2 separate regions of the Homo sapiens genome follow, and region 2 is linked to region 1. A link is a contact called in ENCODE Hi-C data. All regions are on one chromosome and are shown on one strand. Each heading gives the region's core, a stretch centred on a gene start or an enhancer-like site at or near the end of the contact. The rest is flanking DNA. Distances are from core to core; before and after follow the strand shown. Region 1 holds the start of WDR12 (WD repeat domain 12). Region 2 holds the start of CD28 (CD28 molecule).

What was found. A loop is a pair of places that touch in the nucleus more often than their neighbours do. Pooled maps may share reads with other maps.
Region 2: a pooled map shows a loop between it and region 1 (7-fold over the local background). The contact joins the promoter of CD28 here to the promoter of WDR12 in region 1. A Hi-C loop is called at or near these places in 8 of 50 pooled maps.

The regions. Positions count from the first base shown.
Region 1 is chr2:202,910,162-202,913,642 of GRCh38, forward strand. It overlaps WDR12 (WD repeat domain 12), which reads right to left and starts at 1,512. Exons shown (of 13, transcript NM_018256.4): 1 at 1,275-1,512. The coding sequence starts at 1,315. It overlaps CARF (calcium responsive transcription factor), which reads left to right and starts at 2,114. Exons shown (of 17, transcript NM_024744.17): 1 at 2,114-2,941. RefSeq lists enhancers at 1,695-1,844, 1,855-2,004, 2,045-2,244, 2,345-2,394.
Region 2 is chr2:203,704,752-203,708,232 of GRCh38, forward strand. CD28 (CD28 molecule) reads left to right here and starts at 1,888. Exons shown (of 4, transcript NM_006139.4): 1 at 1,888-1,997. The coding sequence starts at 1,946. RefSeq lists an enhancer at 1,768-1,917.

The DNA.
Region 1 (3,481 bases), core at 262-2,761:
TGTATCCATTCATTTCAGGGGTTAAAACACAGTGGCCTATTATCTCTTACAACTTCATGTGAATCAACAATTATCTCAAGGCTGGACGCAGTGGGTCATGCCTGTAATTCCAGGACTTTGGGAGACCGAGGTGGGCGGATCACTTGAGGCCAGGAGTTCGAGACCAGCATGGCCACCAAGACAAATTCCTGTCTCTACTAAAAATACAAAAATTAGCCAGGCTTGGTGGCACATGCCTGTAATTCCAGCTACTCTGGAGGCTGAGGCGGGAAGATTGTTTGAACCCGGGAGACAGAGGTTACAGTGAGCCAAGATCCCACCACTGCAGTCCAGCCTGGGCAACAGAGTGAGACTCTGTCTCCAAAAAAACCAAACCAAACAAACAAAAAAAAGCCCCACATATTTCAAAAAATTTTATTTTAAGAAAAACAAAAAAACCTACTTTCAATTAAAAAACACAGTGGTTATGTTAATGCATCACCACATTCCTAGAGAAGTATTAAGGCAATGTATGTAAGTAAGTACATATACTCAGGTGCATTGATAATACGATTTATGTATACTTTCAGCAACAACACAAGGGGAGAGAAGATGATTTACTAGCTCTCCTCATAAAGCTACAAACAAAACCACAGATGTAACTCAGGTGGGAGTTTCCTAGTTTATGGCTAACTTTAGCTTATTAACACGACAAATATTATCATTTTCACTGAAAAATTTGACATTTTTTGTTGACTCAGCCAATCCAAGAAGCTTAATTAATATATAGTCCCTGCCCTCAAGAGACTTCCAATATAGTTGGAAGAGACCAGGCAAACACAAAGAAAGCTAACAATGCAATATATACCACAAGGCAGCATATAATTAGTTTTCGAATGAGTGCTAACAGACCTTGAGACCACTGGTTAAAATGTTTATATATCTATATAGATATACATAAATGGTAAATATGTTTTTTCATTTTCAAAAACTTTTTTTCCGTTTTCAAAAACTGTGAACCACCACTAGCAGACACCCTATAACAAGGCCCACTGTTCATTTTTAAATTACACATATAAAATGTTTCATTCAGAAAGCAAACCTGAAGCCCTTCAGCCTCCTCCACACTCACAATTCAAATTATATAGAACCTACGAAGCTGGTTAGAAAGCAGGTAATCTCAGAAAAAAGGGTGGGGGTGACAGCAGAAACAACCAGGGATCCACAAGGTCATACCAAAGGGGTGGTCGGAAAGGAACCTGGGGAAGGGAGAGAAGGCTGGAACGCTTACTTACTTCTTGTTATCAGTGTAGAAGCGTGTTTGGAGCTGAGCCATGGCGAGGAGTACACACGACTTGCCCACGGAAACGTACGGGTTAGCAGACCCACAACACGAAGCTCCTGCCTTTTAAGACTACAAAGAGGCAGCTCAAAATTAGACTGCACAGGTAAGCGAGGAACTGCAGTCTAAGCCTGGACTCTGCCTTCTGCCCTCCGGTCTCCTCTGCAGAAAGCACGAGGTTGCCCTTCTACAGACGCCCAGACCACAAACATCGACTACCTACTCCTAGATTTAGGAGTCATCGATTAGAAAAGGATAGTCGTAAAGGTAGCATGTCCCTTTAATCATTGTTAGAATTCTTCCCATACGTGTGGGCCCGTAATCGATTAGGAAAAAGATCCCACTCAAATCCGCTTTATTAATAAAAAATTTTTTTTCAAGAGGCTGTCCTGAGCCTGGATAGTTCAAACACAGCTCCTAGTTACTACAAGTCTCAGAAAGCATCGCTTCTCAAACGCTGTGACCACCGGGAATTGTAGTCTTTTTTTGCCACGCTGCCCTCAGAGTATCTTATTTGCATTAAATCCTCTAGACTCCAGCCAGATATCAAATTTCCTCTGCCTTCAGCTTTGCTTGACTAACGCCTTGCCAGTTTTTTTTTCTCATACATATTCCCAACCAGAGGCTCACTCGGCAGAGGTTTTTCCTAAATCTCGCCTCTAACTGCGGCTTTTAGAGAGAGGCGAGAGGCGGAAATACAAAGAAAAGAACGGATGAGAGAGGAAACGGTCGACGGTGGCCGATAGTGGTCCTACTGTCGTGGGACTGCTCTGCGCGCTCCCGGTGGGGCGCGCCTGCGCATTATGCTGGTCTCCATGGCGGGGCCTCGGAGCCAAGACGAGGTTGAGTAGACTCGTTTTGAATTTTCTCCCCTCTGCTCCGGCGGACTTCCCATGTCGCCTTGTGGGGCTATCGGCGGCGGCAGGACTGGGGGAGTCAGAGGTCTGGCAGCGCTGTCTGCGCAGACCTACCGGACGCTACCTCCCAACCCCCCGTCTTCCTCCTGCCTCCTCCTCCTCCCGTCACCTCCTGACCCGCCGGAGCTCCGAGCAACTGCCGGCCTCCGCCCCCAGCCGCAGCCGGTCACTGGCGGCGCCTTCCGCGCCAAGCTTGGGGGCCTTTTCGGGGTCCCACATGGCACGGCTTCCGACCCCCGGCCCGGGACGGGGCTCGCAGGCCCCAGAGGGGCAGGCTGGAGAAGGAGGAGGTTAGGTGTCTTCAGGAGGGTTGCTGAGCCCAAGGACGCGCCATCGCCGCGGAGAAGGAGCCGGACCCCTTGGGCGGAGCGCCCAATGTGTGGTCCCTCACGCCGTCCCGCACCTTGCTTTTTAGGGTTCTTTTTCCGCTTTCTGAGCCCTTTTATACCTTACGTTTAGAAGGGGAAAATCATCCTCCCACACCTTCTCCCCGACTTTTTGCCTTTTTTGTCTTGAAGTTACCCAAAGGCCTGTGTATTGTTCTCAATGGTCCCAAGAATTACTCTAATATAGTTGTTTTTCTGAGGGAGGATGGATGGAGATAACTATCCTGATCCCAATGTCACTTTTTAAGGCATTCGCTTCAAGAGACAAGCAGTTTAGAATCAGGCAGAACTGGATTGCAAAATTTATGGGCAGACCGGTATGTGTGCAGGTGAAGACAAAGCTTTCCTTTTTTACGTTGTTTAAAGATGTCCTACTGTAAGGTAGACGCCTAATGTTTAAATGAACGCCTAATATTTAAATAGAGAATGAGAAGAGATTTAAACAATTGGAAGAAAAAATAATTTTTATTAGAGAGCAATGACAATAAAAGTAGGACTCTTTTCAGTTTACTCACCTTTGTAGCTCCGAATCCGGGCCCTGGAACCAGAATTCCTGGGTTCAAATCCTGCCTCTGCTACTTGATTAACCTTTTTGTGCCACACTTTTATCAACTATAAGAATTAACTGCGGCATCGGAAGCACTCAGTATATGTTAATTATTATCATCAAATAGTTACTAATTCCAGTTTAACTAGAAGCTTTGCCAGCGTGAATAGATAAGGGAGAATAGCCACATTGAGTGGAGGAATAAAATTAGAAAACCTCTGTGCTGAAGTCCCAGGAGATCACTTATTAGGCTTGAGCTTGCTAATGGAAGTGGTGATCGTTTAACCATGTGGTTATTGTAGTGGTGAGG
Region 2 (3,481 bases), core at 638-3,137, 790 kb after region 1:
AACACTAGGGGTTTGTTAAACAATTTATGATATAATTAGAGAATGGAATATTATGCATCAATTACAAATAATGTTTATAAAGATACTTAAATGACATGGGAAAATGTTCAAGATATAACAAATAATAGTACATATCTGATGAAAACTATAAGTAAAACATGATATTAAACATGTAAAAATCTTAACAGACCAACAGGTGGAAGGCAGTGGACCAGAATATTAGCAGTGTTTATATTAGGGTGGTAAGAATGTGGATGAATCTTGTTTTAATGCTTATAATTTTTCTAAACATTCTCAATGAAATATGCCTTACTTTTATAGTCAGAATAAAAAGCAATACAAGTTATCTTTTAAAACAACCCACATACACAAAACCCCCAACTAGAGTAATTGCACAAAGCTTAGATTATCAAAAAGAAGAAAAAAATTACTGGAAAAGTTTTGAAGAAGTCATTGAGTACAAGATACTGACGTAGGTGCCGGAAGAAGAGAGCAGTTGGCCGTGCTGGTGGAATAACCCTCTCTGCAAAGGGCCTGGGAGTTGAAGAAGGGTGCAGTCGGGTGGTGGTTATGAATCTCAGAAATCCTGCCACGGAGCCTCCTTTTGTGCCCTATTACTTAACCTTGAGGGACATAGAGAGCATGAGACACCAAGGGGCTTTTGGTTGCCTTACTGTCCCACTAAGAACATAGAATGTTGTTTTGACTTTCCCTTTGCTTAGGGAACCTCCCCCAGATACTCAGCTGGCTGGCTGCTTGCACGTAGAATGGGTTTTGCAAAGTTCCTAGAAGTGAGTTGGAGGAGGCTTGACATAAATCAAGCACTGTGTGCTAAATGCTCCAGAGGGCTACCTTATGTCCTACACAAATGTTACATTTCTAATATTTGTAACTCCTTTAAACGTTTATGCAGATGTTTCCCAATTCCTCAGTAGAATTCTTACCATTATCTTTTTGACACAACCTGTCCCCATCCTATGAAAATCTCTCCTCTGCTAGAGACTTTATTCTTTCTTTCTCTCTCTCCCCCTTCCTTCCTTCCCTCCCTCCCTCTTTCTTTCTTTCCATCTTTCTTTCTTTCTTTCTTTCTTTCTTTCTTTCTTTCTTTCTTTCTTTCTTTCTTTCTCTTTCTTTCTTTCTTTTCTTTCTTTCTTTCTTTCTCTTTCTCTCTCTTTCTTTCTTCCTTTCTTTTTTCTCTCTCCCCTTCCTTCCTTCTTTCCTTCTTTTCTTTTCTTTTCTTTTCTTTTCTTTCTCTCTTTCTTTCTGTCTTTCTTTTCTCATTCTGTTGCCCTGGCTGGAGTGCAGTGGCATGATCTCGGCTCATAGCAGCCTCCACCTCCTGGGTTCAAGCGATTCTCCTGCCTTAGCCTCCCTAGTAGCTGGGATTACAGGTACCCACCATGATGCCTGGCTAATTTTTTGTATTTTCAATGGAGACGGGGTTTCACCATGTTGGCCAGGCTCGTCTTGACCTCCTGGCCTCAAATGATCCACCCACTTTGGCCTCCCAAATTGCTGGCATTACAGGCGTGAGCCACTGCACCCGGCCTGTTCCTTCTTAAGAACACTTTGTCTCCCCTTTAATCTCTGCTGGATTTCAAGCACCCCTTTTACACAACTCTTGATATCCATCAATAAAGAATAATTCCCATAAGCCCATCATGTAGTGACCGACTATTTTTCAGTGACAAAAAAAAAGTCTTTAAAAATAGAAGTAAAAGTCTAAAGTCATCAAAACAACGTTATATCCTGTGTGAAATGCTGCAGTCAGGATGCCTTGTGGTTTGAGTGCCTTGATCATGTGCCCTAAGGGGATGGTGGCGGTGGTGGTGGCCGTGGATGACGGAGACTCTCAGGCCTTGGCAGGTGCGTCTTTCAGTTCCCCTCACACTTCGGGTTCCTCGGGGAGGAGGGGCTGGAACCCTAGCCCATCGTCAGGACAAAGATGCTCAGGCTGCTCTTGGCTCTCAACTTATTCCCTTCAATTCAAGTAACAGGTAAACAATGTTAATGTCTTTCTTTCTGTAAATATTTTTTGAGGTCTTCCAATTGGCTTAGTTTATTTTAAATTTCTAACAATGTGTGAAATTTGAACATTTGAAGTGTAGTTTTGCTGTAATAGGGCAATGTGTTATTTTGAAAATCATTGATTCTCAGACTACAATATAGTATCTTAACAAAAGTCCCTTGGAAATAAATTTTCTAAGCTATTAGTTTCTCTAGCTATTAGTTGATAGTGTCCCAAGAATTTATTATTATTATTATTATTTTAAATTGAGATGGGGTTTCACTATGTTGCCCAGGCTGGTCTCAAACTTCTGAGCTCAAGCAATCCACCTGCCTCTGCCTCCCAAAGTGCTAGGGTTACAGGCATGAGCTACCATGCCCGGCCAATAATTTTTAATTTATGTATCGTTTCTTTCTTTCTTTCTTTTTTTTTTTAATTTAAGAAAGCTGCTGTAAGTAGATTGGCTCTGGAAGCTCTGAATTTAGGTTGCCTATGTTCCTAACACAGGTCCAATTCTCACTAGGTAAGCTTAGGCTTAGCTATTATTTAAACTCTCCAAACCTCAGTTTCCTTAACTGTAAAGTGGGAATAATAATAAACCTCACCTCAAGGTCATTGTGAGGTAAAATGAAATAATCCATGCGAAGGGCTTAGCTCAGTCAGGCTTCAAGATAAATGTGAACTGTAATTACTCTATCTACCTGAATTGAATGAGTTCCAACATGAATTCTGGAGTCACCACAGAAGCTGCTACAACACCAATATTAATAAATTAGTTTTCTTTTACAATCGGCCAAAATGTATTTTCTTAGATTAAAATTCTTTAAGTTCCCAATGACGATGATGAGGAGGATAATACATCTAGCACTTTGAGCAGCACACAGTTCTCGTAACTAGAAGGTAGGTATTACAGTTAACTTCATTTCAGATGAAGAGACTGAGGGGTAGGCACATTAAGGGATTTGCCCAAGGATGTACAGGTGGCAGCTATAGGAGGCAGGGTCTGAACCACCTTAGTCTGACTCCAGTGCCGGTGTTGTTGATTATTATGCTATTCCATCTAACATGGTGTGATTTGTAATTTCATGGACTCAGGTAAATCCAGGGTTAAATTAACTTCGGAAAATCACAAGCACAATTCCTAACAGAAAGAATTTGTTACTTGGGTGGGCTGGAGTAAGATGCTCATTCAACGTGTTCTCAGAGTTAGAAAAAGGCCCCCGCTTGGTTCAAAAACTGGACTGATAGGGGTCAACAGTCATGCTTAAATAAGGACAGTTATTTTTCCCTGAAAGATACATTGAAAAGCCAGTATCCTCAATTTTCTTTCTTATTTTGGCAGTACAGAGACTGCATTATTTGTTGTTATTCTTAAACATTAAGTGTACATAGCCCAAAGAGTATAATTTCCCAATCTGCAGAGGTACAGTAGTTGCATATATACCCGTTTATTTTATGGTCTGACGTACCAGT